2 separate regions of the Homo sapiens genome follow, and region 2 is linked to region 1. A link is a loop called in an ENCODE intact Hi-C map of the cell type or tissue named here. Cell type or tissue: natural killer cell. All regions are shown on one strand. Links, peaks and the distances in the headings refer to the core of each region. The heading gives the core; the rest is flanking DNA.

Region 1 (16,699 bases), core at 4,118-12,117:
TACTTTGGGCCATATGGCCATTTTAACATTATTGATTCTTCCTACCCATGAACATGGAATTTCTTTTTATTAGTTTGTGTCATCTATGACTTCTTTAGCAGTGTTTTCTATTTCTCTTCATAGATATTTTTCACCACCTTTGTTAGATGTATTCCTAGGTATGTTGTGTGTGTGTGTGTGGCTGTTATAAATGGGATTATGTTCTTGATTTGGCTCTCAGCTTGAATATTATCGGTATATAGAAATGCTACTGATTTTTGTATATTTACTTTGTTTCCTGAAAATTGATTAAAGCCACTTATCAGTGCAAGGGTTCTTTTGGAGCAGTCTTTAGGGATTTCTGGGTATCAAATCACATAATCTGCAAAGAGAGGTAGCTTGACTTCTTCTTTTCTTATTTGGATGTGTTTTATTTATTTCTCTTCCCTGATTGCTCTGGCTAGGAATTCCAGTCCTATGTTGAATAGGAGTGATGAGAGTGGGCATCCTTGTCTTTTTCTAGTTTTCAAGGGAAATGCTTCTAGTTATTGCCTATTCAGTATGATATTGCCTGTGGTTTGTCATAGATAGCTCTTCTCATTTTGAGATATGTTCCTTCAGTGCCTAGTTTGTTGTGAGTTTTTATCAAGAAGCCATGTTAGATTTCATCAAAAAATTTTTCTGCATCTGTTGAGATGATGATATTTTTTTTGTTTTTGATTGTTTATGTGGTAAATCACATGTATGGATTTGCATATGTTGAGTCAAACTTGCATTCCAAGAATAAAGCCCACATGATTGTGGTGAATTGTTTTTTTTGAGGTACTGCTGAATTCAGTTTGCTAGTATTTTCTTGAGGATTTCTGTATCTATGTTCATGAGGGATATTGGCCTGCAGATTTCTTTTTCTGATGTGTCTTTGTCTCGTTTGGTACCAGGGTAATATTGGCCTCATAGAATGAGTTGAAGCTTATTACTTCCTCCTCTATTTTTTCAGAATAGTGTGAGTAGGATTGGTATTAGTTCTTTAAATATTTGGTAAAATTTATCAGTGAAGCCATCAGGTCTCAGGCTATTCTTTGCTGGAAGACTTTTTATTGCAGCTTTGATTTCATTATTTGTTATTGGTCTATTCAGGTTTTGAATTTCTTTATGGTTCAATCTTGGGAGGTTATATGTGTTTATGAGTTTATCCAACTTTAAGTTTTCAAATTCATTGGCATATAGCTGCTCAGAGCAGTCTCTAATGATTCTTTAAATTTCTGCAGTGTCAGTTGTATTGTCTCCTTGTTCATCTCTGATTTTTTTATTTTGGTCTTCTTTCTTTTTTTCGTAGTCTGGCTAAAAGTTTGTCAATTTTGTTTATCTTTTTGAAAAACAAACTTTTTGATTAATCTTTTGTATTTTTTAAAATTTCAATTTCACTTATTGCAAGTCTGATTTTTATTATTTCTTTCCTTCTAATTTTGGGTTTGGTTTGCTTTCACTTTTCTACTTCAAGATCCATTGTTGGGTTGTTTATTTGAAGTTTTTCTACATTTTTCATGAAGTTGCTTATTACTCTAAACTTTCCTCTTAGCACTACTTTTGTTGTATCCCATAAGTTTTGTTATTGTATATTTCCATTTTCATTTGTTTCAAAATAATTTTGTATTCCCTTCTTAATTTCTTCATTGACTTACTGGTCATTCCGGAGCATATTGCTTAATTTTTATGTATTTGTATAGTTTCCAAAGTTCCTCTTGTTGTCAATTTCTAGTTTATTCCACTGTAGTCAGAAAACATACTTGCTATGAGTTCAATTTTTTTGAATTTTTTAAAGTCCTGTTTTGTGGTCTAACATTTGAAAGAAACAAATATAATCTATTCCTATTCTACTTTTTATATTTCATATAGAACTTCTAGAAATTAAAATGCAATACTGGATGGATGGGCGCAGTGGCTCACACCTGTAATCCCAGCACTGTGGAAGGCCAAAACGGGCAGATCACCTGAGGTCAGGAGTTCCAGATCAGCCTGACCAACATGGAGAAACCCTGTCTCTACTAAAAATACAAAATTAGCTGGGTGTGGTGGTGCATACCTGTAATCCCAGCTACTCAGGAGGCTGAGGCATGAGAATCGCTTAAAGCTGGGAGCCAGGGGTTGAGGTGAGCTGAGATTGCACCATTGCACTCCAGCCTGGGCAACAAGAGTGAAACTCAAAAAAAAAAAAAAAATACAATACTGGAAATAAAAACATCATAAACAAGATAAATACTAGATTAGATTACACAATGCAAAAGAATAAATCAGGGATAAGAACTATCCAGAATGAAAACAGAAGAAAGCTTCAAAAATATGTAAAAGGACCGAACAGTAAAGAATTAGTGGTTAGACAATACAAGAAAATACACCACATATATAATCGGTGTCACAAAAGAACATGAGAGACAATATGGAACATAAAAAATATATATGGAAAAATATTAAAAGTATTTCTCACTCAAAAAGAGTCAGAAAGGAACATTCAGCATACTATTATAAAGTTTTATACTACACAATAAGTGATATAATACTATTTAAAGATAGACTGTGTAGGGAAGTTTGGATAACTTTTAATATAGAACAACCAATAAAAACAAAAGAAAAGGTTATTGCTAATAAGCCAGTATTGAAAAAAAATGAAGTAATTTTAAAAACTCAATATAATTGAAGGTAGTAATTATGGGACAAAGCAGAAACAAAGAGAAAGATTATAGATGTAAATTCAACCATTTGAACAATTACATTAAATATAAATGGTCTGACTACAGTTAATAGACATATAATATCAGATTGGATAAAGAAACATTATTCAATGATATACTGTATTTGTAAAACCATTTACGTTTATATGAATAAATAATATACTAACAGTTAAAATATGGAAATTATGTACCATGTAAACATTAATCTAAAGAAACCAGGAGTGGTTATATTTACGCCAGACAAAATGTAATTCAGAAGAAGAAATATTACCATGAATAAAAAGCAGTATCACATAATGATAAATTAATCAAACATTCCAGAAGACATAAAAACACTAAATGTGTGTGCATCTATTAAGTGGGATTCAAAATGCTTAATGATTAAAAATAAAATGAAATTAGAAAAAATACAAAATTACATTTGGATATTTTAACTCTCTTTTCTTTTTAAAAACATTTTTTGATGTATATTTGTACATATTTGTGGGGTTCATGTGATATTTTGTGGCATGCATAGAATGTGTAATGATTAAATTAGGGTATTTACGATATCCATAACTCAAACATTTGTCATTTCTTGCGTTGGAAACATTGCAAGTTCTTTCTTCTAGCTATTTTGAAATATACAATACATTGTTTTTAACTGTAGTCACTACTGTGCTAGCTAACATTAGAAGTCGTTTATTTTATCTAACCATGTTTGTACCCAATCTCTCTTTATCCCCTCCCCTCCATATACGCTTTCCAGGCTTTGGTAACTATTATTCTCCTCTCTACTTCTATGAGATTGACTTTTCAAGCTCCCACCTTTAATTGATAAAACAAAAAGAGGGAAAATTAGTAAGGTTGCAGAATAATTTATTAACAATATCAACCAGCTTAACTTTGTTTGCATGTTTAGAGCAAACACTACCACTAACAGCAGCAGAATGAAGATTCTTCATAACTGCATACGAAACATTCACCAAGTTCGTTCATACACTGGACATAAAACCAGACTCAATAAGTCTTGGAGGATAGAAATTATGCACAGTATGTTCTCTCATACAATAAAAATAAATTAGAAATTGTTAGCAAGATGACACTAGAAAATCCACTAATATTTAGAAAATTAAAAGCATGCCTCTACATAAATCCATGAGACATAAAATTACAAAATATTTTAATAAATAAAAATTAAACACCTATCAAAATTTGGGAGATGTGTTAATAGTGAGTAGAAAGATAATTATTTCATTAAGTAAAAAATAAAGGGTCTCAAATAATTGACTTAAGCTTTACCCTAACGTACTACCAAGTGAAAAATAAGTTAACCCCAAATGAGCAAAAGGAAAGAAATAATAATACAGCAGAAAAGTATGAAATAAGAACTTAATAGATAAAATTGATTACTGTGAAAGCCAGTCTTTGAATAGATCAGTAAGTTTGAAATAACTAGAGTTAACAGAAAAAAAGAGACAAGACAAAAATTATCATTATCTGAATGAAAAGGTGTGGGGAACATTTGCAAAAATCTTACAGATATTAAATGGAGAATGAGTGACTTATGAACAAATGCCAATAAATGTATTGACTTAGATTAAAATCGATTCCTTGAAAAATACAACTAAAGATGCCTATACAGGAATTAGAAGCCCTACATTGAACTGCATCAATTAAAGTTAAATTTTTGTTAATTATTTTGCAACAAAGGAAACAGTAGGTTCAAATGATTTTACTGGTTAACTCTTCCAAATCTTTAAAGAACACAGTTCTCTTGATTTTTTGTTTGTTTGTTTGTTTGTTTGTTTTGAGGCGGAGTCTCGCTCTGTCGTCCAGGCTGGAGTGCAGTGGCGCGATCTCGGCTCACTGCAAGCTCCGCCTCCCGGGTTCACACCATTCTCCTGCCTCAGCCTCCCCAGTAGCTGGGACTACAGGCGCCCGCCACCACGCCCAGCTAATTTTTTGTATTTTTAGTAGAGACGGGGTTTCACCGTGTTAACCAGGATGGTCTCCATCTCCTGATCTCGTGATCCACCTGCCTCAGCCTCCCAAAGTGCTGGGATTACAAGCGTGAGCCACCGCGCCCGGCCTCTCTTGATGTTTTAAAACAAACTTTTCCAGAGAGCTTATTCAAAGAATAATATGAGAAAACTTCCTAAATCCACGTAATTGGACATTAAACTGTAGAAACACAAAGGACTCCAGCTAGGATGAACAATAAACATTGACACTGAGACTCATTATACCCTGTCAAAAGTCAAAGACAAAGAATCTTGAAAACAGCAAAGGAAAAGCAACTAATCATGTATAAGAAAGTTTCCATAAGATTATCGGCAGATTTATTAGCAGGAACATAGCACACCAGAATTAAGTGGGATAAGATATTCAAAGTGCTGGGAAAAAATGCTAACCAGGAATACTGTACCTACCTTTCCTCCTGGTAGTTCTGAGGAAACGAGGCAGTCCAGATGAGTGGGTTTCCTCTCAGCGAAGCACATCCCTCCACTAAGGGACTGTCAGAGTGCTTCGTTAAATGGGTCCTGTTCCCTGTGCCACGCAACTGGGTGAGACCCTCCAGCAGGGGTTGTCAGACACCCTATACAGGAGTGATCCTACTGGTGTCAGGTTGGTGTCTCTTGAGGTCAGAGATCCCACAGGAAGGAGCAGGCACTCATCTTTGCTGTTCTCCAGCCACCTTGAGTGACATCTCCAGGCGAGGGAGTGAACCAGTTGAACAGGCCTGAAGTGAACCCCCAGCAAAATGCAGCAACCCTACAGAAGAGGGAGCTGACCATTGAAAGAAAAGCAAACAAACAGAAAGCAACAACAATAGAATCAACAACAACAACAAAAATCCCCACAAAAACCCCATCCAAGGGTCAGCAGCTTCAAAGATCAAAACTGGATAAACTCGTGAAGATGAGAAAAAAATCAACAAAACAACGCTGAAAACCAAAAATGCCAGAGTGCCTCTTCTCCTCCAAATGATGGCAGTGCTTCTCTAGCAAGGGCACATAACCGGATAGAGGATGAAATGGACGAATTGACAGAAGTAGGTTTCAGAAGATGGGTAATAAAAAACTCTGCTGAGCTAAAGGAGCATGTTATAACTAAATGCAAAGAAGCCAAGAACCTTGATAAAAGGTTAGAGGAGCTGCTAACTAGAATAACCAGTTTAGAGAGGAACACGCATGACCTTACGGAACAGAAAAACACAGCACAAAAACTTCGTGAAGCATACACAAGTATCAACACCCAAATTGACCAAGCAGAAGAAAGGATATCAGAGTTTAAAGACCACCTTGCTGAAATAAGGCATGCAGACAAGATTAAAGAAATAAGAATGAAAAAAAACAAAGCCTCCAAGAAAAATGGGACTAGGTAAAAAGACTAAACCTACGATTGATTGGAGTACCAGAAGGAGACGGGGAGAATGGAAACAAGCTGGAGAACACACTTCAGGATATTATCCAGGAGAACTTCCCCAACCTAGCAGGACAGGACAGTCTTCAAATGCAGAAAATGCAGAGAACGCCACAAAGATATCCCACAAGAAGGTCCACCCCAAGACACATAATCATCAGATTCTCCAAGGTCAAAATGAAGGAAAAAAGGTTAAGGGCAGCCAGAGAGAAAGGTCAGGTCATCCACAAAGGCCGAGGATCCCTCTGCAGAAACCCTATAAGCCAGAAGAGAGTGGGGGGGTCAATATTCAACATTCTTAAAGAAAAGAATTTTCAACCCAGAATTGCCCTACAGCCTGGGTGACAGAGTGAGACCCTGTCCCCAGCACCCCCCAAAAAAAGGGAAACAGAGGAAAAAGGAAACAAAATGACTACAAGAAATACAAGAAGCGCTGAAGAAAATGGCAATAGTAAATCCTTTCATGTAATTAATTAAGTATAAGTGGATTAAATTATTCAATAAAAAGACCCAGTGTGGCTGAATGAGTAAAAAGCCAGATCTAACTGTATTCTGTCTATAACAGAAACACTTTTGATGTAAGGGCACGCACAGTCTGAAAATGAAAGGACTGAAAAAGAAATTCCATGCAAATGGGAACCAAAAGAAAAAGGGGTGGCCGTATTTACATCAGATAAAATAAATGTTAAGTTATAATGATAAAGGATCAGATAACCAGGAGGACATAACAATTATAAACATATATTAGAGCACCCAAATATATGAAGGGAATATTAAAATAACCCTTCAAAGACAAGACTGTCCACTGTCTACCGTATCCCATTCTGGATAATTCTCAACATCCAATATTCAATACTTAATTCTGGGTTGCTGACAGTAACATCTCACTGTTGAATTTTGATAGCAGAAGGAATAGAATAATAGCTTTCTTATTTTTAAACCTTCTAGAAAGGAAAAAGATTTGACAATATCAACTGCTTGAAAGATAGGTTTAGGACCTACGCTGCCATATATAAAACACATTAGTAGGCTGAGTCTGACAAAAACAGAATTAATTCTTTATGTCTCTGGGTAAACATTTGAAAATCGTATTGAATTTAGTCTGGGATCTATTCTCTTCAGAAGCTCTGCTTTTAAAGAAGACAGACTTGTTTCCTAAGTCTGTCTCAGAAAAAAAGAAATCTTCTGAGTTAGAATCTTTATTAAATACATCATTATAAATTAAATTAAATATGTATATCAACGTTCACATTATTTTCACAGATATAGCAATTTAAACCTGGCTAAGATTCCTGAAATATTTCCTGAAGGAAAATAGCAAACAGAAAATTCCCCAAAAGCTCTTTGGAATATCAGCATGCAGATTAATATAATTTGTATTATGTCTATACATTCTAAGTCCTATAATAAAATGTATTTCCATAAATAAAATTTTCCCCATTCAAATAAGCACCATCGAGTAAGTAAATATCCTAACAATGAGACTAAATCTAATTGAATTATCAACAGAGCTCAAATTGAATGGTGTTTTCTGAATGAAATTTTTCGCTTTACTGGGTTCTGACAATATAATTCAAAGCTAAGCAAAAATTTACCCTTTTTTCTAGGGGAGAATAGGATGCTTTGCAATTTTATTATGAATTTATAAAGACATACCCGTTCTTTTATTATGTTTTTACATCTTTGCAAAATTGACTGTGTCACTGACACAATCAAAGATTTAAAGTTATTACTATTCCTTTAAAATTCCAAAGGTTTTCTTCAAACTTCTCAAGTTTGTACACACCTCAGAATCAAAATGCCAATTTCTGCAATCCTGGCTCAGGATTTTCTAGAATTTTAAGCCACATATTTAAAAACACCTTACCAGCCATGGCTTTTCGAAATTTAACCTAGTATTTCTCCTTTTCTTTCTCAATGAGTGGATAGTTGATTTTGTGACTGACACACCAAAGACACTCACTTCTTTCGGGCTAGAGGAATTTCGACAAATCTACTTATCGAAAATGGAAAGCAAAGACATACAACTAAACATTAAACATGCTATTTCATACAATGTCTAGTAAATAGTATTTTTTATACATCAATTCCCCAGAAATCGCACCACTGTGCAGAGGAAATTTCAAGTCTGTAAAGCATAATTCTTTGGTTCTATAACTGAAATATTAAGATAAATTACTTTTTAAACAGATAACTTTCAAGGAGAAAAAAAGGAAAAACAAATTATTCTTTCAATTAAAAAATTTTTTAATATTATTTCCTAAACCAGTGTGGAAACATACAATTTTGTACACATGAAATTCCACAATGTGTGCATAATCAGACCTCATATGTTTAATGAAATGCTTTTTTAGGAAACATATTTCTTCAGTGTAACAAAATATTTAATATTTGTAATAGATTTGTAAAGTCATTTCCAGTCATTGACTCACAATTATAGATTTAAATTTTTTGCTAGCAAATTTATTTTACATCAACGAATTCTGTTTGTATTATTGTTCTTGTAAATGTAATCAATAGTAAGCTATGAACTTACTGTAATCAGTAGTAAGCTATGAACTTACGTGTGTTAATATCATTTCTAATAAAAAGCTGATTGAATTTTAGTGCAAGCTGTATCAACACAATTCCTAAACTTTCAGACTTCTCTTCACATAATGTATGAATGATCAAATTTTGTTTGCTGGCAAGTATGAGAACTTAATCTTCTCTTTTCCTCTTTTCTAATATATTTGTCAATATCTTTAGATCAGTCTCATTTTCTCTACCAGTGTTTTATTCACCTCACTGCCCAGAAAAGTTTCCCACTTTATCCTTTTCATACTATTTCTCTTGCCAAGAAATATATTTACAGATATTGCTTGATTTTAAAACTTTCCACTAAGCAGTTCACATAAAATTCAGGAGATTGTTCCAGCCAAATAGCCAGTAAATAGCACCCTGAACCATATCGACGTCATGGGCTGAACTACACACCTCCCCTAGAAGCCACAGAGGTTCCACCACAGCCTTGGCAGCACTGGGGTTTGCTGTATCTCTACAGGGGTGAGCAGAAACATCCATTGCACACACTCAACCACTCATACACAGTCATTTTTCTACTTACTATTGTTATTCTAAGTTTTTATATACCTTCAACTTTATTGCTCATAGTTAACTTGTAAGTGCTTTCTGAGCATAGAAGTTACACCACCTCCTTTTGAAATTCATCATAGCCCCTGGGAGCCAAGAAATATCTGTTGTTGTAGCTTTCTGGAGCATAAAAAAAATGTTGACCAGAAAATAGTATATCTTTGAATGTGCTGTCTTGTACAAAATATTCTTTTCATTTTTTTATTTGACTCAATATTAAATATCCCAGAAAACGACTTTCAAATGTGCAAACACTGGGCAGCCTAACATTTTGGATAAGGTCCATCTTACATACTCCTATCACAGTCCAGGCTTACACCTAGCTTTGTGCTGGAACTCTGACTTCTGTGACTTGCTCCCCTATGTATTGTAAGTACCTTAATGGACCATGCTTACTTAACCTTTATAACCCTGGGGCTATCACAGCAACTGGCCACATATGTTAACCCAATAAATGTGAGTTCAGTGAATAAATAAATGATATAGAATTGATGTCATTTCCCAGAGCATCTATTCATTCTGCACCACAGGTAGAAAAGCACAAAATGATATTTAAGATACAATATAGGTATTTCTTTTTTTTAACTTTTCTTACAGCCATAACTTTTAAGCAGCATGAAGAAAAATAGAAGTCTTTGTGAAAGGCATGTAATATATAAAAATTAAAATCTAATATGTTTGATTTTGTTAATTCGTTTTTTTCAACTTTTATTTTGGATTCAGAGGGCACATGACAGTGTGTGACATGGGTATATGTGTAATACTAAGGTTTGGGATAAAGATGATCCCATCACCCAAGTAGTAACCATAGTACCCAACAGGTAGTTTTGGGTACCACGCCAGCCTCTCTCCCATCCCCTAACAGTCGCTAATGTCTGTTTTTCCAGGTTTATATATTTGTGTACCAAATGTCTAACTCCCACTTATAAGTGAGAATATGCAGTGTTTGAGATTCTGTTTCTGCATTAATTCACTTAAGATTTTGGCATCCAGCTGCATACATACCGCCACAAAAAACATGATTTTATTTATCTTTATGTATGCATAGTATTCCATGGTGTACGCATACCACATTTTCTTTATTCAATCCACCATTAATGGGCACCTACATTGATTCTGTCTTTGTTGTTATGAATAGCACCATGAGGGACATAAACATACATACGTCTTTTTGGTGGAACAACTGATTTTCCTTTGGTTATATACCCTGTAATGGGATTGCTGGTCAAATGATAGATCTGCTTCAGGTTCTTTGAAAAATCTCTAAACTGCTTTCCACAGTGCCTGAATTAATTTTCATTTCTACCAATAGTGTATAAGTGTTCACTTTTCTCTGAAACCTCAAGAGCATCTTTTATTTTTTGACATTTTAATAACTGCCATTCTGACTGATGAGAGATATAGTTATGTTCTTAGCAAAAGGGTTGACTGAATTTTGTTAGCATAGTTTGTGCCTCACACTTTCCATGACTTCTTTCTTTTTCAAAATCCCTCTCTTAATTTCTGTTTCTTCTTTCAAACCAAAATGAAACCAAACTGACACCTCAAACTAATAAACCTAACCCCAAACTCTGTAGGTATTAAGGAGTAAACTCAGACAAAAATCTAAAAACTTGGAAATTTTTCCATTATGGTTTAACTAATGTTTCCAATATCAGTTTTTCTTTGGTATTTAATTGATTTAACAACTTTTTTTTTTTTTTTTTTTACAAAAGCATGCATCAGTTGTAAGCTATTCCATTTATACTTTTAAGAAGTCCTTTCAAACAATTTTAGTTGTCACATGTTTGGATTATGGTTTTATATCAAAATATTCTACTAAATAACCACTCCAACAGAATATATAGCATTATGTTCTAAAAATAGCATAAACCAGCTAGTCAAAGAAAGATTATTTTAGTTACAGATATTAACATGAATAGAATAAGATAAGGAAATAAGATAAAGTGTCTACATTCCAAATCCCTCCTCAGTCTATTTTAATGAGATGGAAATCCAGATTTCCGTAAAATTTTCTTCTCTTTTGTTACTTCTGAAATTCTGAAGAAAAATAATAATAGATATGTTTATGTAGAGATCAGGGTTTTTTAGGATATGCACAAAGATACATTTTTAAAAATCAGTCATTTTCTTTATATTAATTTTTCCTATCTTTTATAATCAATATTATAGGAAAATAAAACAAAAATAAATTAAAATTACCTTTTGCATTTCTAAAACTGGTTATGTATAGAAAATTCTCCTAAGAAGTGATTTTCTTGTGACAGAAACCACAGATCTATACACATGTCATCTCTTTCGAATAAGCTGTGATTAAATTGAGAGAATTAATTTTTTAAAGCAAAGTCAGAGAATTACAGTCATCTAAAAAAATGAAAATGCCACGATTAATTATCAAAGCAATAGGAACAGAACGCATATTAGCTGAAACTTTATTCTTTCAGGACTTAAACACTAGGAATTTAGTTCCTCAAACACTCACGGCCACAGTCTTAGTTCCTGCTTTTATTTTCCAAGTCATAGATTATTTTGACCATCTCATTTGGGACATTTTCTGTTTCATTGATCCATTTTTTTCTGAGTCTTGTCTTATAATTGTCAGATAAATAGTGCTTAAAACACTTTATAAAAGGTTATTCTAGCGTAAATTACACAACAGGTTATCCAGATTCCAGGGTTTCTGTGAAAATGTATATAAAGAAAATAAATTAGAAAGGATTTAGTGGTTACAGGACTCAGATACATCATTTCATATGACAGAAATAATTAAAATCCGGGAAGTAAAAATTTACTGAGGCAGGAAATAATTTATCATTGTACGATTCCAGAGAAAAATTAGCTTGATAAGTGAATTTGATAAAGATTTATATAAGGAAAATCGATACTGAAAGTTTCTAAAATATAGGATCTTCCTAGGAAGAAGCTTTTAGTTATAAAGTCTGTAATTTAGATGAAAAAAAGTCCCGATAACAATAGGTGAGTGAAAATGGGAAAATAAAAGAACTGTTGCATTTCTTCCTGCTTTATACAGTTTGGTTTTTAACTTGTGAATTTTTGGTATACTAGTTCAATTTTTATTTGTTTTTAGGATATTTAAATCAGTTTGAAGTGCTGCATCGTATTTTTCTGTGTTTCATGATTGTTCTTCATGGGGCATTTAAAAAATCAGTTTGAATGTTTTAATTCTCATTTTCTGTGTTCTTTCCATAGTATCTTCATATATTAATAGACTAAAAATGCTTTTTGTGGACTGGAATGATAGTTGGAGCACTGTATTGGATTCCTATGTCAAGAGTGTCCTCTTCTGTCAAAATATTGCAATGTATTCTCTTAAATGAATGATTTGGGGGAGAGAAGTTTCTTTTGTTTTGTCTTTTGAATGTCATTTTGTCTATCCTAACACCTCTCTTCAACACATACACGCACTTGCTTTTTTCCCTCATTTACTGAGCAGATTTTAAATGTGCTTTTTCCTTTCTTATGTTTTACCCTCTTCTCAGAAGTTTCGTTTTCCAAGACTAACTCTTCAAGTCCAAAACACACTTTCCTTCTGCCCACCAATCTGATCCTTTTGGAATTCCTTTTTAAATTTTCACAATTAGTGTGGTCTTGCTCTTTCTGAGGTAGTTGCCAGTTTATCTGAAACCCCTAGGGCACCATGAGAGGATAGAGATGGGATCTAGGAATAACACTGTAAGTTTTTTTTTTTTTAATTTACAATAATTTGAAGTTTTAGTATTTTCTGACCCCTAGTCATGCTAAAGACATACATTTGTCTGCTTTCATTTTTATTTTTGCATGTAATATATATATATATTTTAAGGCTATTGTAGGAGAATTTAAATTTAAGCAACTACCATTAGCTCTTTCTGTATAGTTTTATTTCAGTGGGTACCTAGGTTTCAGCAGAATTCTCTGCTGTCTACTTGTTTCTGAAATTATAAAGGGAATAACTATCCCCGCCTTGATTTTTCTTATTCTTGGCCTAGTTTTCATGAATAAACCACAAGAAAAAAGACATAATATTATCAATATTTTGTATTTCTACAGCCTAGTGAACCAGTACATTTTTATACATCTGGTAGATTTTGGTTGTAAATTCGTGTGGTTGAGAGTATGATTCCACACTAGAAAATTCTAAAGATTCTTTCAAAAGACTCCTAGATCCAGTAAATGACTTCGGTAAAGTTTTGAGATACAAAAATCAGTGGCATTTCTATGCACCAATAATGTTCAAGCTGACAAAAAAATCGAGAATGCAATCTCACTTACAATAACCACAGAAATAATAAAATAACTTGAGATTCATCTAACCAGACAGGAAAGCTCTCTTCAAGAAGAACTATAAAACATTGCCAAAAGAAACAATAGATGACACAAACAAAAGTAAAAATATTCTATGCTCAAGGATTGGAAAAATTAAATACTGTTAAAATGTCCATACTATTCAGAACAATCTACAGACTCAGTGCAATTCCTATCAAATTACCAATGTCTTTCTTCACAGAACTGAAAAAAAACTATTATAAAATTCATGTGGAACCAAAAAAGAGCCCAAATGTCAAACAAACAAACAAAAAAGCTGGAGGCTTCACATTACCTAGCTTAAAACTATAGTACATGGTTACAATAACCAAAACAGCATGGTACTGATTAAAAGAAAACCAGACATATAGACCAATGGAACAGAATAGAAAACACCAAAATAAACCCACATGGTAAACTAATTTTTATATTAATATAAGGATGCCATGAAATGACAGTCTCTTTGGCAAATCATGTTGGGAAAACTGAATATCCATATGTAGATGTTGGATTCATCATACACCAGGCACAAAATCAAATCAAAATCAACTGAAGATTTAAATGTAAGAACTAAAACTTTTAAACTCCTAGAAGAAAACATAGAGGAACAGTTTACATATAAGAAATATTATATAGAAACAATTTAAATCTAGGAATGTCCTAATAGACTGTACTAAATACACTTTATCTCTTTTTATCTCAATCTTTTATTTTTATTTTAGAATCAAGAGGTACATGTGCAGATTTTTTACATAAATATATTGCGTGATGCCAAGGTTTAGTTTTCATTTGACCCCATCACCACATAGTGAGCATAGTACCCAATAGGTGGGTTTCAACCCCTACACTCCTCCTTTCATCCCCCCTTTTGGAGTTGCAAGTGTCTATTGTTCTCATCTTTATGTCCATGTGTACTCAATGTCCAGCTCCCACTCATAAGTGAGAACATGTAAGTATTTGGTGTTCTGTTCCTGTGTTAATTTGATTAGGATAATGGCCTCCAGCTGCATCCATGTTGCTGTGAAGGACATCATTTTATTCTTTATTATGGCTTCATAGTATTCCATGAGTGTATGTGTACCACATTTTCTTTATCCAATCCACTTTTGATGGGCACCTAGGTTGATTCCATATCTTTACTATTGTGAATAATGCTGTGATAAACATACAAATTCCAGTGTATTTTAGTAGAATGATTTATTTTCCTTTGGGTATATACCCAGTAATGGGATAACTGGGCTGAATGGTAGTTGTGTTTTTAAGTTCGTTGAGAAATCTCCAAACTGGTTTCCACAGTGTCTTAACTAATTTACATTTCCACCAACAGTGTATCAGTGTCCCTTTTCTTGGCAACCTCACCAGCATCTCTTATTCTTTCACATTTTAATCAAAATGCCAAATTTGAATCACCATAGTGACTGGTGAGAGACAGTATCTCATTGTGGTTTTGATTTGCATTTCTCAAAGATCCCTTGATCTGTATGTCTGTTATTATGCCAGTACTACTGTAGCTTTGTAATAGTTTTGAATTCAGGGTGTATGATGCCTTTAACCTTGTTTAACCTTGTTCTTCTTCCTGGAGATTGCTTTGGCTATTCAGTGTCTTTTGTGGTTCTACATGAGTTTAATGAATATTTTTCTATTTTTGTAAAAAAAAGTGCAATTGTGATTTTGAACAGAATTGCCTTGAATCTATAGATGTATTTGATTACATTAAATTTTCATAAAAGCATAAGTAACCAAAGCAAAATTATATAAAGTGGGACTACATCAAACTAAAAATGTTCTGCACAGCAAAGGAAACAGCAGAGTGAAAGGCAACCTATAGATTTGAGAAAACATTGCAAATAACATATCTGTTAAGGTATTAATGTCCAGAATATATAAGGAACCTCTACAACTTAATACCAAAAACAAAAAATAGCCCAATTTTAAAAAATGGATGAAGGACTTGAATAGACATTTCTCCACAAAAGACATGCATGTGGCCAGTGGGTATATAAAAAAATGCTCAACATCACTAATCATTAGGGAAATATTCTAAGATGCTACCTAACACCTGTTAGGATGACTATTTTACATATATATATATATATATATATATATGGATACATTCACATATCCATATATTCATTCATATATACCCAGAAGAAGGAGATGAGCCATCCTCTCACTTTCATTTATTACCCTCTTCCTTAAAACGAATATATCCATATACATATATATGAAGATATATATATATATATATATATATATATATATATATATATATATATGTTGGTAAGAATGTGAAGAAATTGGAACCCTAGCACATTGTTGATAAGAATGCACTATGAAAAAGGTGTATAGAGCTTCCTCAAAAATTAAGAGTAAAACTACCCATATAACCCAATAATATCACTTCTGGGTATACAGTATATCCAAAAGAATTAAAATTAGTATCTTGAAGAGATATCTGCACTCCCACATCAATGGTAGGATTATCAAGAATAAATAATATTTAAACAACCTAAATGTACACTGACAGATGAACAGATAAAGAAAATGTAGTATGTACATATGATGGAATATTCTTCAGCCTTAAAGAAAGAATATTCTGCCATTCATGACAACATGAATGACCCTTGAGGACATTAAGCTAAATAAAATAAGCCAGTCACAGAAGAACAAATGCTTTATGATTATACTATATGAGTTATCTAAAGTAGTCAAATTCATAGGAACAGAGAATGGTGGTTACCAGGGACTCACTTTCAATTGGTTAAGTTTCAGTTACGAAAGACGAATAAGTTCTAGAGATATACTGTACCACATAGTACGTATAGTTAGCAACAATACGTTGATCACTTTAAAATCTGCTAGGAGGGTAGATCTCATGTCAAGTGTCTTACTTGCCCTCTGCTCCCAAAATAAAGGTACTCAAGAAAAACTTTGTAGATGATAAACATGCCTACTATCTTCATTGGGTGATGGTATTACGAATGTATGCATATGTCCAAACTCATCAAATTGTATACGTTAAAAATGCACAGTTTTTTTGTATATAAACTATACCTCAATAAAGCTATTGTAATAAATCTCCAATATAGCATCTATTAATGGTCATCACTCCAACATAATTTGAAGAAATGAAAATTATAATATAAACC
Region 2 (16,699 bases), core at 3,372-11,371, 58 kb after region 1:
GTTCACAGAAGATAAATGTTCCCAGCACTAATTAACATCTTGAGATAACTACAGGAATGGTCATTACCCCAGAGAGGAAAGTACAGGGGCAAAGGCAAGATATGTATGTATGAGGAAAAATATACAATTTTCCAGATAATTGGGGGCACAAGTAGTACCCCACATCCCTGCCAACCCTCAGGCTTGCTGACCCAGACCTCAGACCCTGGAAACACCTCTATTTGAGGTAAACTTCAACAAGGACTTTAGAGCATGGATTCCAGAACCAAACTGCCTAGGTTTGACCCTTGACTTTGCCACTAAGCTGTGTGACTTAGCTTAGGCAAATAAGTTACTTAAATTCTTTATATCTGTGTTTCTCATTTGTGAAATAATGGCAAAATCTAACTCATAGATTAGTTTCATGAACTAAATAAGCTAATATTTATAAGGTGCTTAGGACCTTGCATATAACAAGAACTTTGTAATTTCGTGTTAAATAATGTTCAGAGGACATTCATTCTACAGATGCATTCACACTGCAGATAACCACAATGATAATTCCAAGACGATTGGAACTATGTTTTGCCCAGAAAATTGCTGAGGCCTAAGCAGAGAGGAGTATCATATACTACTGCAAACAATAGAATCCATAGCTCCAAGCCTTATACTACAGGAAATAGAATCCATAGCTCCAAGCCTTATACTACTGCAAACAATAGAATCCATAGCTCCAAGCCTTATACTACTGCAAACAATAGAATCCATAGCTCCAAGCCTAGGTAGATATGTGACCCTACATTTTTCTAAAATACAATTATTATTATTATTTTTTTTACTATTCTCATGTCTCATTTTCCAAAAACCAGAGCATTTCTCCTATTGACTACTTCAAGAAGACCAAAAGTTATAATTTGTAATTAGTTACTTGAGTTCTTTAAAATTGTTCAAGTGGAAGAATGCTCCAATGCCCACGGTTCTTTTAAAATAACTTGAAATATTGATATATTTAGTTATATCATTTAGGAATACTTTATAATGGTTATATTATGTATATAAACCACTAGTCTCCACACATAGAGTGTAGAGACTCTACATTAATTCAAAAGTAATAATACATAAATTTGTGCAAACAAATCACATTTTAAGTTTAAAAAAGCCAGTCACCAGACTGTACACAGGGTTATTTTTAATATGTTTTAAAATATATAGTTCATTAGAGGAAGGTAAATTCTGTAAGAAATAACTTAGGAATACAGAGTGTGAAGGACTATAATTTAAAATAAAGTATAATTCATTTGAAAACTTAAATTCCAAGAAGTATTTAATTTACCAAAACTTACTCCAGAAGAAACTTTTTAAAATGTTTTATAGATAGCCAGGACACAACCAATGTTTACAGACTGGCATATTTTCAGGTTGGTTGAGCCGGTGCCATACTGGCCATTAATATTTTAAAATCCTGGCCTTGCCTATAACCATCAACAAAAATGAGTCTAAAATATGCTCACAAAGTAAACAACTGCTCTGTACTGTGTTAAAAGCGAGTCATATCAACAGTTGAAAGGACAGAATAGCTTAATATTATCCCAATTCTCATAGAAGGCAAAACACAAAAGCAAGAGAGGGTTAGGTGGGAGACAGTCCATTTCATGAAACTAGAAAAACGTGTATCTGAGTGAAGAGAGAAAGTAATGTTCCTCCCTTACATTCCATCACAACACTCATAGATTTCTCATGTTTTACATTAATTTCCTAATTGGTTTTAGTTGCTATTGTTGTTATTGTTGTTGTTTAATCTTCAAATAATTTTTATCCAGAATCTGTCTTTGGCCCTTTCTCTCTTACTAATTTGTACAATCTCAATGAATGATCTCATCTATTGCCATGGCTTCATAGCATAACGGACACCCAAATTTATATATCCAAACATGATCGCTTTCCTAATCTGCATACTCATCATGTATCTGATGTTTCGAAAAAAAAACTCACAAGAATTCTCCACATGCATTGAAAACTCACTGTTCAAAGCTGAACTCCTTACTTTACTATCCATCTGCTATCAGACCCTCCGCCTTCATTTCGCATCTTGCTGAGCGGGACCATGATTCAAGTTTTCCAATGCAAAAGCCCACAAATCATCATTGATATCTGGCTCTGTATTCCCATCACCCCACAACTGACCAAATCTTTTTTTTCCCCCCTTAGAGACTGGGTCTCACTCTGCCACGCAGGCTGGAGTGCAGTGGCGTGAACTCAGCTCACTGAAGCTCAACCTCTTAGACTCAAGTGAGCCTCCCACCTCAGCCTCCAGAGTAGCTGGGACTACAGGTGCATGTCACCATGCCTGGCTGATTTTTGTATTTTTTGTAGAGATGGGGGTCCCACTATGTTGCCCAGGCTGGTCTTGAACTCCTGGACTCAAGTGATCCTCCCGCCTCAGCCTCCCAAAGTGGTTGGATGACAGGCATGAGCCACCACATCTAGCCCAATTGACCAAATCTTGATGATTCTACCTCCTTAGTGCCTCTCTACTAAAATTCTTTCCTTCCTATACCCATGATCACAATTATATTTTGCATATTTGATTTGTCTCCTGTATTACTTATGAAAGCTTAGATTCTGTAATCATTCACAACCCTGCCGGCCACTGCTGGCCACTCCCCCATGTAGGTGCAATCTCTTCACCTGGAACATTCCTTTATCTTCATCCCCATCAGAGTTATCCTAATCAAAAACAATTTTCTAATTAATCCACTTTCATTTCTGAACCAAGTGTTGAAAGAATACCCTTCTTTGACCTTCCACAACTCCACTTTTATTCCATATAGCATTTATCCAAATCTGTATACTTTCTGTCTTTCTAACTGGACTATGAGACCCTTAAGGGCACTATTTCTCTCTTTTAGCTATGCAACACTAGTATCTATTGTAATGCTTAACATATGGTCTCCTTCAAGAAACATTCATTGAATGAATGAATGAATGATTCATTCAAAAACACTGAGCATCAGTGGCATGACAGACACTATTCTAAGTGATAATGATATTTTAGTGAAGCAAATAGAAAAAAAATGTACCTCATGGAGCTTATTTGGCAATCAGTGTGTGAATAGGTAATAAGGCTGACTGGAAAACAAACTAGTCAGACGAGGAGAGGATTTCAAATGGAGATCAAGTCACATAACACTATTGCTTTCACTCTTACTTTCCTCTTCTCATAATCTTCCAAAAGTAAACTCTGGAGAAAAACATCAGAGGATTTTTCAAATCAAACAAGGAGTCGAATAATACATTATTTTGACAAGAGTTATGTGAATAGAAACCCCAAAATAAAGATCTTACAAAGCCTAAAACATATCCAAATTTATACCTTCTTTAGATCATTCGGGTCTACTGCGTCTCAGTGAATTAGGAGTGATAAGTGCATATTCCACAGGAGATACCTTCTTGTCATTCTCTTCTGAGAAATAAAGTGAAACAAAGATTGAGCCTCGGCCGGGCGCGGTGGCTCACGCCTGTAATCCCAGCACTTTGGGAGGCCGAGGCGGGTGGATCATGAGGTCAGGAGATCGAGACCATCCTGGCTAACAAGGTGAAACCCCGTCTCTACTAAAAATACAAAAAATTAGCCGGGCGCGGTGGCGGGCGCCTGTAGTCCCAGCTACTCGGGAGGCTGAGGCAGGAGAATGGCGTGAACCCGGGAGGCGGAGCTTGCAGTGAGCCGAGATCGCGCCACTGCAGTCCGCAGTCCGGCCTGGGCGACAGAGCGAGACTCCGTCTCAAAAAAAAAAAAAAAAAAAAAAAAAAAAGATTGAGCCTCATCACAATAGTGCGTAGAGATCAGAGGTCAGGGCTCTGTCACACAGGACGGCCTGGAGTTTGTCGTAAGCCAGTGAAGTAGACGGTGGTGGCTGGCAGGTTCATCACCCAGTTATCCTAGCGCCTCACAATCTTCACAAAGGCACCCATGCTGCCAGTGAAGCGCGTCCTGGCGGCACAGCGGATACCATTTGGAGACAGGTGCAGGGGCTCCAGGACACCACTGCGGCACAGGAGGCCCTGCCCCGTGGCTCGGAGGGAGGAGGGCGATTCGGCTTAGGAGAGGTCCAGAGTCTGGAGTGAGGCTTCAGTCCCAGCAGGGCGCTGAGAGCGCAGGCGGACCTTCACCACGTCCAGGGGTGTCCTGGAGATGGAGGTGACGGCTGCCCGAGGCCACCACTTGTTGGAGGAGGCTAACGCCCTCAGGTCCTGCTCAACCGCCTCCTGGCTTCAATCCTGCCTCTAGGCCTGGCTGGCGCGGCGGCGCGCTCGGGCTCACTGCAGGGTCTGCGCATGCTCGCCTCCTGACAAAGCCCACTCTGAGAGCATTGCTGAATTTGATTTGCTGATATTTTGTTTAAAAAGATTATTTCTATTCAGGGAGGATATTCGTCTGCAGTTTTCTTTCCTCAACATGCCTAATTTTTATATTAGAGTAATTCTGGTCTCATCAAATGAGTTGGGAAATGCTCCTTCCTCATCTAATTTCTGGAAGGGTTTAAGTGGGATAGGTGTTACATTGTCCTTATATGTTTGGTAGAATTTACCACGAAAGTGTGGGTTTTCTTTGTGGAAAGGTTTTTTAACTGCAAATTGAATTAGTTTAATAGATATAGAGCTAGTTAGGTTAACTATTCCCTCTTAAGTGGACTGTGGAATTGTGTCTTTCAAGAAATTTGTACACTTTACATGTTATTGAATTAATGAGCAGAAAAATACTTAATATTCACTTATCCTTTAAATATCTGTAGCATCTGTATTACTTTTCCTACTTTTATTCCTGATATTGGTAATTGGTGTCTTCTTACAGTTTTGGGGAATAATCCATTTTGTTGACATGTTAAAAGAATCAGCTTTTGGTTTATTTTTCTCTATTGCCTTTCTATTTTCTATTTCATGGATTTCTGCCCTTATCTTTATTATTTCCTTTCTTCTGTTGGATTTGGAATTAATTTTCCTTATTTTTTAAATTCCAAAGTTGGAATCTTGGATAACTGATTTTAGACCTCTCTTTTCTAAATAGCATTTTATAACTTCCCTCCAAGCAGTACTCCAATAGTAGCAGAAATTTTGCTATGTTGCACGTTTATTTTCATTCAGTTCAAAATATTTGCTAATTTCGACTACAATTCTTCTTTCACCTATGTGTTATTTATAAGTGCATTTTAAAATTTTACCATATTTGGGAATGTTCCAAATATCTTTCTGCTATTGAATTTTTAGATTTATTTGTGGTCAGAGAACATGCTATGTATAATTCATTTTAAACATATGGGCTCTTTTGGCCCAAAATATGGTGTATCCTGGTGACAGTTCTGTGTGCAGTTGAGTATTTTTTTCTATTGTTGAGTGGGGTATTCTATATATGCCAGTTATTTCAATTTGGTTGATGGTGCTCTTCCAGACTTTTTATGTCCTTACTGATTTTTTTCTAAATATTCCAGTAACCACTGAGAGAGGTGTGTTGACATGTTTGACTATAACTGAGGATTTGCCTATTTCTTCTTTCAGTCTTGGCAGTTTTGATGCAGGAGAACATGGTCAGGAGACAGGGAACCTAAGATTGATTCACGCTGACTTCCTAGAACTGAATCAAAAGGAAAACCCCACCTCTCTATACCCAAGTAACAAAAAGATCAGGGGCTACTCCCTTTGCAACATCCCCCACCCCTTTTCTGCATTGAAGACGAAAAATGAAAGTATCTTTCATTGGTTCCCTCCTGAAACCAATCAGACTGATCACAGGCCAAGTCTTCATGTGTAACCTTGTAACTTTACTTCAGCCTCCTATTGGTCACCTTCTGCAACCAATTAGACTGATCACAGGCCACTACTTCATTTACATAAGGTGTAAACCAAGTAACCAATTGGAAACCTCTAGACGGTATTTAAACTCCAGAAAATTCTATAACCAGCCTCTTGAGCTGCTTGCTTGGCCCACTCTCACTCTGTGGAGTGTACATTTGTTTCCATAAATCTGTGCTTTTTTTTTCATTGTTTTGTTTGTGCATTTCATCCAATTGTTTGTTCAAAATGCCAAGAATCTGGACACCCTCCACCAGTAACAGGTAACAGTTTTGGTTCTATGTATCTTCAGATCTGTTATTAGGTATATATACATTTAGAGTTGTATGTCAGCTTATTGCTTTTGATCTCATCAACATTATGTAATATTCTTTATCTCTGTTGTAGTGATTGACAGAATTTTCTTTCAGTATAACAAAAATGCCACTTTATCATCTGATCTGCAAAGTTTCAGATGTGAAATTATAATTCGTATTGTCTCTAAACTCTTGGATGACCTGTTATGTTATTTTTTTACTCTTTTCTTATTTTTGGTAGTTTAGTTGGGATAATTTCTGTTCATCTATCTTCAAGTTCACTTGATTTTTCTTTCCCTATCCTGTGTTCAGTTTTCTAAGAAGTGCATGGAAGGAATTCTTTATTTCTGATATCATAGTTTTATCCTTGGCATTTCCACTTGACTCTTTTTAAAAATATAGTTTTCATCTCTGAAAAATTTCATCATATATCAATGCATGTTTTTAAAATTTCCACTGTTTCTTTGACATATTAAAAAATTATTTTAAGTTTCTCACCAATAATTTCAACATCTTGAACACACATATCTTGAGTTTTATCAGCTAGTATTTTTTTTTGGCAATGGGTCCTTTTCTCACTTTTTGTGTGTTTGTCGCTTATAATTCTATTGAATGGCAAACACTGTATGTCAGGCCAGCATGGCGATACCTCTTCTGTAAATCTGTAAAGTTGAAGTGTTGAGCTAGTTTATGTTTCATTGTTCCTGTGGTCACCTTTAGTACACCACAGACTTCAAATGCTCCCAGTGATGTACTGCCACTACCTTACACTTCGTGCAGGGTCTGGGGAGCGGGAGGTTTTTCTTAGTGTTCTGTTCTGATTTCAGCACGCCCTGCACACCTGCAGTGTGAAGAGGTTCTCTCTCTAAACTGTTGCCCCTCCTCTCTTGTGGCTTGTTACGTGAAAATAACGACAGTGTTGGGAGAAATAGAAATTCTAGTTTATCTTGGCCTATTCTCAGTCTTGGGCAAGGCCCTATGTACCTTGGCCTCAGGAGTGTGGTTTCCTCAGCATTCCTCATCGTCCTCCTCAGCAACCAAGCTCTTCTTGTATCTATGGGGAGTCTTGGGCAGGAAAGAATTTCTCCTCTGCTGGCATAGCAGATCTCTGCCTTGTGTCACTGTGGGATCCTTGACCCCAGAGGGTTTCCTGCTCCTCTCTGTTTGAACATCTTTTTTCTTCTCCCCTTCCTTCAACAGCAGAATGTTTTTGACTAGGATCAGTAATGGGGGAGTTTTCTGCCCCTCTTCAAGCAGTAGACTGTTGTTGTGTGTTGCTTGGTGCAAGGCTTGTGGTGGGAGGTATGGTGGTTTCCTTCTCTTTTCTCTGCTACAAAGAAATTTTGCTTTTAGCTTTCTTTTTGCATCACGTTACGTTCTGTAAGACCAGGAGAAAGAGAGAGGTTTATCCTACCCCTCCCCCAAGGGCAGAGAACTTTTGCTTATACTGCTTCTCTAAAAGCACTCAAACTTTGCCTGATTCCTGGGAGCAGGAGGGTTTGTTGGCCCTCCCTAAGTATCTTAAAGGTTTTGCTTCAAGTGAGAAAAGGCACTGGGAAATGCTGAGGTTTCATGCCTAGACGTCGCCATGGCTAAGGGGCTTTCTCTGGCTCTGCCCTGCCCCAGGCCTTCTAATGAGCTCCCACTTGAGGCCTGTGGAAAAGACCTGGAGACTCCCCTTGCAGCTAGGACTCTCAGTGACACATGAAAGCCCAACTGAGCTTAAGACTTTGTTCAAAATTTAGTGTTTTTATTTTACTTTTATGGCTGCCATCTTTTCCTCTTATGCTCTGCCAAAAATGAAACCGTCTATGAGTCCCATCTCTCCTTAGCGGTGCATGTCCCGCTTGGAGTTCAATTTAAGTGGTTGCCTTGTGACCTCAGCACTCTGATGTCCTCAGATAAAGTTATACTTTTATACATTATCTGAATTTTTCTTGTTGTCAGGTGAGAGCGATTATCTCTGTGGCTTTTTGTTTTCTAAGCACAAGTCCGTACAAGATGTTTTTTTTTTTAACTCAACTGGTTCAGTTTCTGTTAATACATTATTTTTGAGTTAGCATTATAATATTGCTTTGCTGGAATAAAGTCCTTTGTAAAAATATATTTCTGGATGATTTTCAATGAGGGCACTCTACTAAGTGAATTGTAGGCTATACTTTATATAATTTTATTTCATATGCTTATAAAATAAGAAGAATCCATGACACCTTTTAACTTAAAAATTGAATCAAAATAAAATCAGGCATAGAAAATTAATAGTGATGATCTTAAATTGATTTAAATACAATTGATACTATTAATCTGAAAATGACTAATTTTATATGAATATCCACATAAAGACAATAAAAATAATGATAAAATTAATAAATTTGGACATTGAGGAAAGAGACATGAAAATATCGAAGTCTTCACATTTTCATACCAGAGAAACAATCTTTACTACAAGTAAAACATATTTTTAAAAGAATAAAAGTCTAGTGACTTCAAAATCTTTATAAAAATAGTATTTCTCTTAATCTTAAAAGGGAAAACTTAGGAAATAGTGTCTTATGTTAAAGAAACATTAATTCTAAATATTAATTCATTTAGTTTAATTTTCTGCCTTATTTTCTACTAGATCCTGCTAATGTAAAATTTAATAGTTTTTTTACAATTAAAGCACAATATGTATAGTATAATCCTATTTTACTAAATGCTTTTCTGTCCTAATATTCTACTTATTCATCTGTATATATATCCAACTATAATACATTAATAGATTGTATAATCACAATGACTATTTCTTGGTTACATATAACATTTTGGATTAAAAAAAAACTTTTTCCTGTATAATTACCTGCAATTTTTCGTATAGAATCTATAATGTATTTTAAGAAGCAATTGTTTGTTTAATTAAACAAACTTTTTTAAATTTAAAAATGACTGGAAGGGTATTTAAAAGTATTTTAAGTACTCTTTAAAAGAATTTTTAAGTAATTACAAATGGTGTAATTTGTCTTCTTTGTGCTTTTATGTAACAATTTCTAAAAATATTTCATTTTGGCTTCCAGATATTTAATCTGCATGTTGTCATGCCTTTGAGAATATTGGACAAACACATTTGTAAAATTTCATGTGTCATATGTATTATCAGGTAGACACATAAAGAAGAGCACACAATAACTGGAGAACATTGTAGAGAAACTCCAGAAATGTGTTCAATAAAATATAGCACCTTAAAGCAAAAAAAAAAAAAAGATATTTTAACTCTTGGTGATTCTGAGATAAAAACAAACAAAAACACCTGTATATTTGTATCATAGATCAATTCTACATCATCTTTGATTGGAGATTACAAGTAAAATCTAAAACACATACACGCTAAACACACTCCTTACATATAAATTGTACTAGTGCACATTTAAATATATGTTTAATATGCATATATATGTTTAATATATAATGTATACCATTTGAACTTAATTAGAAAATAGTATATGTAGAGGGAAATCGATCTCTTAAAAAGTGGTGGTTAGTGTTAGCAAAAGGCATGCAGGGCTCAATAAATATTTGTGGAAAGAATGAAGGTATGAATGAACAAATGTATGTATGAATTAATATCCAAATCTAGAGAGACAGAGTTAGAGGGATAACAGCCCAGTGGTTTTCTTATTCTCAGGGTTTTTCCCTCCCTCTCTTTCATGCCCTAGCCAGGCACTCTTTTTCGATAATTTGCAAAGAAAATACTATGAAGAGTCTGAAGTAAAAGTTCACTTGTTGAACCCGATGTTTTCTTTCCCCCAGGCATTGGGAAGGGGAAGGCAGAAAAGCGGAGTGCAAAATGAAGTGGTAGTGGGTGCTAACTAACAAGAGAACCTTTGAACACGATGGGACAGAAATAAGGTCATGCATTTTCTACTATCTGTCACCTGTGGACAACTTGCCACTTCAACAGTTCTGGACACTTTTAAGCTCCCCCGAGGAGAAGATAGGAAACTTGGACACCCTGTGTGGGATTGAGAATCACAAAGGGGCAGTCTCGCACCTGGTCAAGATAAAGCTGAACTGAACTCTTCATTCACAAGTGGGATTCTCGTAAGAGGCAGGAAAGCAGGGACCGTCTGTCACTACAGACAGCAAGAAGAGGTGAACCTTAATGAGGGAAGAAAACAGATTCTATTAGGGGAAAAAAACATTTAATCAGAAAATAAGGCTCTGGAAAGAAAAGGCCAATTGGGGCTTTGTCTGAAGAAATAACAGAGTATTTTTCTGCCAGAGAAAGCAAGTCCAAGGGAGGAATTTTCAGATTGACCAAAGAGTATTGGTCTACATCATTAGTACTTTCAGTGAGAAATAACTGAAAATAAACTAGAGCAAAAGTTCCCCAGGTGTGGTTCCAGGACCAGCAACTGAAACATCACCTGGGAACTGTTAAAAATGCAAATTCTTGGGCTCTCCGCCAGAATCACTGAATCAGAAACTCTGAAATGGGACCCAATAATCAGCAGCTTAACAAGCTCTCCAGGTGATTCTTATGCCAAATAAAGTTTGAAATTCCCTGGTGCTGGCGCTGGAAGCAAATGAGTCACAGCTGTGAAGAATCCCTACCATTAATACCCTGGGTGGGATAAATAAAAATGGGAAACTAAAAAGTTAAATGATCAGAGGTTGGCTGTAGTTCAAAAGTAAGGATATACCTGAATATAAAATTCTTTCTTAACCTAAATGCAAAATGGGAATATGTTTAATCATTTATATAGCATCTCACTGGTTTTTTCCAGCTTGAGACATGATTCACAAAAATTGTATATATTTAAAATGTACATGATGTTTTGATATACATATACATTGTGAAACAATTACCACAATGAAGTTAACATAACCATGACCTCACCTAGCCACCATTTTGTGTGTGTGGGGTTAAAAACCCTTAAGACCTGCTCTTAGCAAATGTCAAGTATACAGTACCTTATTATTAACTATAGTCACCATGCTGTACGTTAGGTCTCCAGAACTTACTCATCTTCTAACTAAAAGTTTGACTAACTTCTCCCCCAGCCCCCAACCCCTGGTAACTACCACTCTACCCTTTGTTACTGTGTCTTCAACTTTTTTAGATTCCACATACAAGTGAGATCACGCAATATTTGTGTTTTGGCGTCTGGCTTATTTCACTTAGAATAGTGTCCTCTAAGTTTATCCATGTTGTCACAAATAGCAGGATTTCCTTATATATTTATAGAATAAAAACTAGACCGAATTATGCATTATGTTTCTTTCCTCTTCCCAATTTTTGATACCTGAAAATGATAATCTCCAGGTCAAGCCTAACAGAGCATTGCCTGTTGCCCGATGGTAATAACACCAAGAGCAGGCGCAATGCCTATATGGGGTCAATTTATAGCCTAGACACATAGCTCTAAACACATTCTCAGTGATTCATTCCAATTACTCCTCCACCTGGTGGATTTACACTGGCATTTTTCATGCCCATCTAGGTTCTTCCTAGTACCTCACCTTTTCGGCCAACTTTCACTGGTCATCCATTGGTTAAAACTCAGTCAATGTCATATCATCTTGTCAAAGCATGTTCAAACCAACAGTAAATAATATATAAATAATATCTAATAGTAAATAATAATGGAAATAATTATAGTAAATAATAAATAGTATATAAAATATATAACTAAATGACACATAAGTGAGTTCTAGATCACTATGCCAACTCAATCCTCCAACCTCATAAGAACTGAAAATCCATTATCAAAGACACTATGAAAATACAGCATAAAATAGACCCAGATACTTCCTGAGAGGTTAACAACATGTAGCCCACCAGAGGAAGAGCTGCAGCTGGAGCTAGCTGGGCTCTGTGAGCTAAAACCACACAGGAAGCCTCAAGCACAGGGGCTCACTGTGTACCAGGAGGCCCAGGGGGACCCTGACAAGACCTCCTCTCTTCTCCCGCTTTCATCCAAGGTCTAGGAACAAGGCAAAAAGCTAATTCTTAAAATAACAGGGATTTAAGATGTACCTTTAAATCCTTGGCTTGCTTTAAATTTGGCTGCTTGAGTATGGATTCTCCCCATAGGTTTACCGTAAGAAACATTCACATGATAATGTGATATTGTACTAAAGAGTCTGATGATTGAAAATAGAATGTTTGGACCCAGATTGGTAGTTTTTTTTTTTTTTTTTTTTTTTTTTTTGTCTTTTTGGGAGTTTTCCTTCATTTTTTTTTTTACGATTTCTAATAGTCATACTTTACCTTAGATTCCATGTTTTTGAAAAGTATTTTGTTGGATTTATTGAAAGTGAGAAAATTAATAATTCCTTTTATTATTATTGACTCTCTTCAAAAATAAGCATTGGCTAATTCTTTGTGCTGTCACTCACATTCCATAGTTTACTAGCTGAATCAAACCAATATATAGAAAAGACATGTGTCAAATACAGTTTTTGGGGGGTTAGGATTTTTTTGTTGTTGTTATTGTTGCTGTTTGACATATATCATCTAATTCTCCAAAATGATATCCGTGTTTTAGAGATGAAAAATTAGGGGCATTAGATGACTCACGAAAGGACATTCAATTGACAAATGTACATCTATATTTTATGTAGTCTACTTTAATCCTCGCTTATACTTACATAGGTAGGAAGGAGAGGATAAATTATGTGATCATTCTCACCCTACTTTTCTGTAATTAATTATAGAAAATGTTTGTCAAATTTTTTTTTAAAAAGCCTTTTCCATACAAATCACTTTGTTTTTTACATTCAAGGGATATGACACACAAATGTTGGTTTTTTTTTTTTTTCTTTTTTTTTGAGATGAAGTCTCACTCTGTCGCCCAGGCTGGAGTCAGTGGTGCCATCTCGGCTCACTGCAATCTCCACCTCCCTGGTTCAAGTGATTCTCCTGCCTCAGCCTCCCGCGTAGCTGGGCCTAAAGGCATACGCCACCACGCGTGGCTAATTTTTGTATTTTAGTACAGATGGTGTTGAGGAAAACCATCTTTAAAAGGCTGCTTTCCAAAGATAACTCCTCCTCTCCAAAAAGAGTTGCCTATACATGTTCTCCCTCTTCACATATGAATTCTGCTGTGTTAAAATGCTGAGTTCTAGAGAAGAGGGGGAATCTTGTGGAAACCCATATTATTAAAAATCATCTCAGCCTCACAGTTCAAATGTTGGAAAAATCAAACCACCAAGATATTTTATTAACAGTATTTCCTACCATAATCTACCTTAATAACAGCACCAATAATCCTTTTCTCACAGGTAGAGAATATCTTTTCCAACAGAGAAATACCCGTAACCAATGCAAATATTTTTTACTCATGTGCCATATTTGCTGTTGGAAATCATTATACAATGAAAAATATGTACAAAGTTCAGTATGTCACATAAACCAAATATTGTAGAATAATTCAAATTGGAAGAGTTGCAACTATTAAATGGGATGAAGAAAGTTTATTGTACCATCATTAGTCTTTAGCATTGTACTTGTTATTTTACAAAATATCTGTTTATATAGCTTTCAATCCAAGTTGATCATACATTCAGGGAAGGCAGAAATTGTGTTACTCACTTTTGAACCATCAACATACAGTGCAATTTATAAAAACCACTAATAAATAATTGCTGAATGAATGCTTTTTCTTTGATTTTTGTTTTTTGTTTGGGACAGGGTTTCACTCTGTTGCCCAGGGCGCAGTGTAGTGGCCTGATCATAGATCACTGCAGCCTCTACTTTGAATTGTCTCTCGGGCTCAGGCAATCCTCCCATCTCGGCTCCCTGAGTAGCAAGAACTATGGGCATGTGCCACCATGCCCAGCTAATTTTTAAAATTTTTCCCTTTTTGTAGAGACAGGGTCTTGCTTTGTTGCCCAGGCTGGACTCAAACTCCTAGCCTCAAACAATCTTCCCACATTGGCCTCTCAAAGTGCTGAGATTATAGGCATGAACCACCATGCCTGGCTGAATGAATGCATATTTTTATGGTTTAACATAGTAGAAGACAAACAATTTTAAATTATAAGTACTAAAAAGCTTTTAATTTATTTGACACAGAGTCTTGCTCTGTGGCCCAGGCTGGAGTGCAATGGTGCCTTCTTAGCTCACTGCAATCTCAGCCTCCCAAATTGAAGGGATTCTGCTGCCTCAGCCTCCTGAGTAAGCTGGGACTACAGGTGTGAGCCACCACACACAGCTAACTTTAGTATTTTTTGGTAGAGATGGGGTTTCATCATGTTGGCCAGGCTAGTCTCAAACTCCTGATATCAGGTGATCCACCTGCCTCAGCCTCCCAAAGGGCTGGGATTACAGGAGTGAGCCACCATGCCCAGCCCTAAAAAACTAATGTTATGTTATTGTTAACTTGATTTTTTCTTATTAACATATGATGTTCCAAGGAGTCATTGTTAAAAATTGGAGTAACAAGGAGAAATATGAAGAGAGAAAAACACTTCCTTATAAAATTACATTAATATGTTTCCTTTCTATAATTTCTATGCAACATACTGGGAATCACACATTAGTTTACAACCCAATTCATAAATTAGCATTATGCCAGAAGCATTTCTCATGTCATTGAATACTTCATAAGTCATTTGAAAGTGTGTATGTTTTTTAATTGTATGATTGTATCATATATACTAACCCTTTCATTATTGTTGGACCCAAGATTTTACCTGGTATTTGACAATTCCAATAATGCTAAGGTAAAATCTTGAGTGTGTACCATTTTGTCCACATTATTTTCTGAAGATAGATTTCTAGTAGACTCATTGGCTCAAAAAGTACTACCATTTTTTAAGGTTATCAATATATTTTGCTAAATTTGTGTGCAGTAGTTATCTACTAACATTTGCTACAGCAGTTTATGAGAATATAGTTATTACTTCATTCTGACCAGCAAGACTAATTTTCAAATAAGCCTTGATTTTAGAGCTTGGTTTATGTGGTGATGCCATCTGGTGGCCTAGTACAAAATTACAGAATCAGAAGTGAAAAACCTTTTGAAAACTGTAATGAGCAAAATTAAATTTATAAGGTGATGGCAAATAGCACAAGTCTTATACGTTGTCAGAAAGCATTCTTGCTGTTTGGATTTCTAAAAATTATCAGGAGCCATGTAAAATGAAGATTACAAACTCAAACAATGCTCATTCATTCATCTCTTCAACCTGAGTTTTTGGAGTACCTACCACATGGTAGTACTATTCCCTGCTGATGAAAAAGATGAAGTCTCCATGCATGATTTCCAGGAATGTGTAGTTTAATGGGGATACATAATGCAAATTTACCACTATAAATTTTACCAAAGGCTTTCACAAGTGGTGACTAATATTTACTAATATTTGTCATTTGAATCATTTTTATCAAATGTATGATATGTAATTGTGGTTGACTTTCTCTAAAATAACTCCAGTCATCATTCCACTTCTTGGTATTCATGCCATTGTATAATCTTCTTCCCAGAGTGTGTGCTCAAGTTGGCATCTCTGTTTCTCTTTCTCTCCCTCTTTCTCTCCCACTCCCCTCTCCCACATACACGTCCCCAGCAGAAAACAGAATAACAAACTGCCATGAAGTGAGTAGCTCTATGGAGAGGTCTATGAGGCAAGGCATTGACATTTCTCCTGTTAACAGTGAGTGAGGACCTCACACCAGCCAACAGCATGTGCATGAGGCTGCATATGAGTCTGCCCCAACTGAGCCTTCAGATGACTGTAGCCCTCACCCACACCCCAAAGGCATCCTTGTGAGAAACTCTAAGTCAGAGTCACCCATGGCTGGATTCCTGACCCAAAAAAAGCATAAGTTGTGGGATAATTTAGTAATTTGTTACACACAAATAGTTAACTAATTAACTAATAAAAAGAATTTGAGCCTGGCCTGGTGGCTCATGCCTGTAATCCCAGCATTTTGGGAGGCTGAGGTGGACGGATCACTTGAGGACAGGAGTTCAAAGATCAGCCTAGCCAACATGGTGAAACCCCATCTCTACTAAAAATACAGAAATTAGCCAGGCATGGTGGCCCATGCCTGTAATCCCAGCTACTCAGGAGACTGAGGCAGGAGAATCACTTGAAGTCGGGAGGTGGAGGCTGCAGTGAACCAAGATCGCCCATTGCACTCCAGCCTGGGTGACAGAGCAAGAAACCCTGTCTTAAAAAAATAAAAAAAAGAAAGAAAGCTATTCAAACATTTGAATAGTGATTTCAACATAATTACTCAAGTCCTATACAAAATTACTTAAGTCCTATACAAATTTAAACTACAATTACAGATTTAGTTAAGCTAAGTCTTTTGAGCACCTCAAACACCTTAAGTAGCAAATATACCCAAAGAAAATTATTACAAAACCTATTGCTTACTCTTAAACCTATCCTAAAATATAACAATAGTTTTTAAACTTCATTTCTTTTGTTATTCCTATAATTTTTATTCTTCTCTAAGGCTATAATTCCACTTGATAACTTCCATTAGTTGTATTAATGCATCCTTTTACATCTTTCTGGGCTTGTAGTGATCTCCCTAGACCAATAAGCAAAATATTTCAGTAAATGGCTGGTCAAGCAACTGATTT

Evidence for each region. Hi-C counts contacts between places; a loop is a spot of excess contacts. Peaks named below come from ENCODE experiments on the same cell type or tissue, not always from the same donor. Only the 100,000 strongest peaks of a DNase experiment are listed, where the experiment ranks them.
Region 2: it touches region 1 in a loop (4-fold over the local background); 8 of 110 quality-filtered maps call a loop at or near these places.

What each region holds. Positions count from the first base shown.
Region 1 is chr12:10,488,677-10,505,375 of GRCh38, forward strand. It overlaps LOC105369657 (a long non-coding RNA gene), which reads right to left. Exons shown (of 6, transcript XR_931355.4): 4 at 11,728-11,925; 5 at 11,448-11,552; 6 at 7,302-11,285. Among named protein-coding and RNA genes, the nearest start is that of EIF2S3B, 8.9 kb to the right of the region's middle. In natural killer cell, for the core only: no CTCF peak of the experiment used is centred there; DNase peaks (open chromatin) are centred at 9,115 and 10,765; H3K4me3 peaks cover 546 bases; H3K27ac peaks cover 1,977 bases.
Region 2 is chr12:10,547,428-10,564,126 of GRCh38, forward strand. It overlaps LINC02446 (long intergenic non-protein coding RNA 2446), which reads left to right and starts at 5,952. Exons shown (of 3, transcript NR_146456.1): 1 at 5,952-6,089. LOC105369658 (a long non-coding RNA gene) reads right to left here and starts at 3,503. Exons shown (of 3, transcript XR_001749004.1): 1 at 3,353-3,503; 2 at 3,060-3,220. It also overlaps the pseudogene SLC25A39P2. In natural killer cell, for the core only: no CTCF peak of the experiment used is centred there; DNase peaks (open chromatin) are centred at 5,814, 7,014, 7,524 and 7,954; H3K4me3 peaks cover 736 bases; H3K27ac peaks cover 2,374 bases.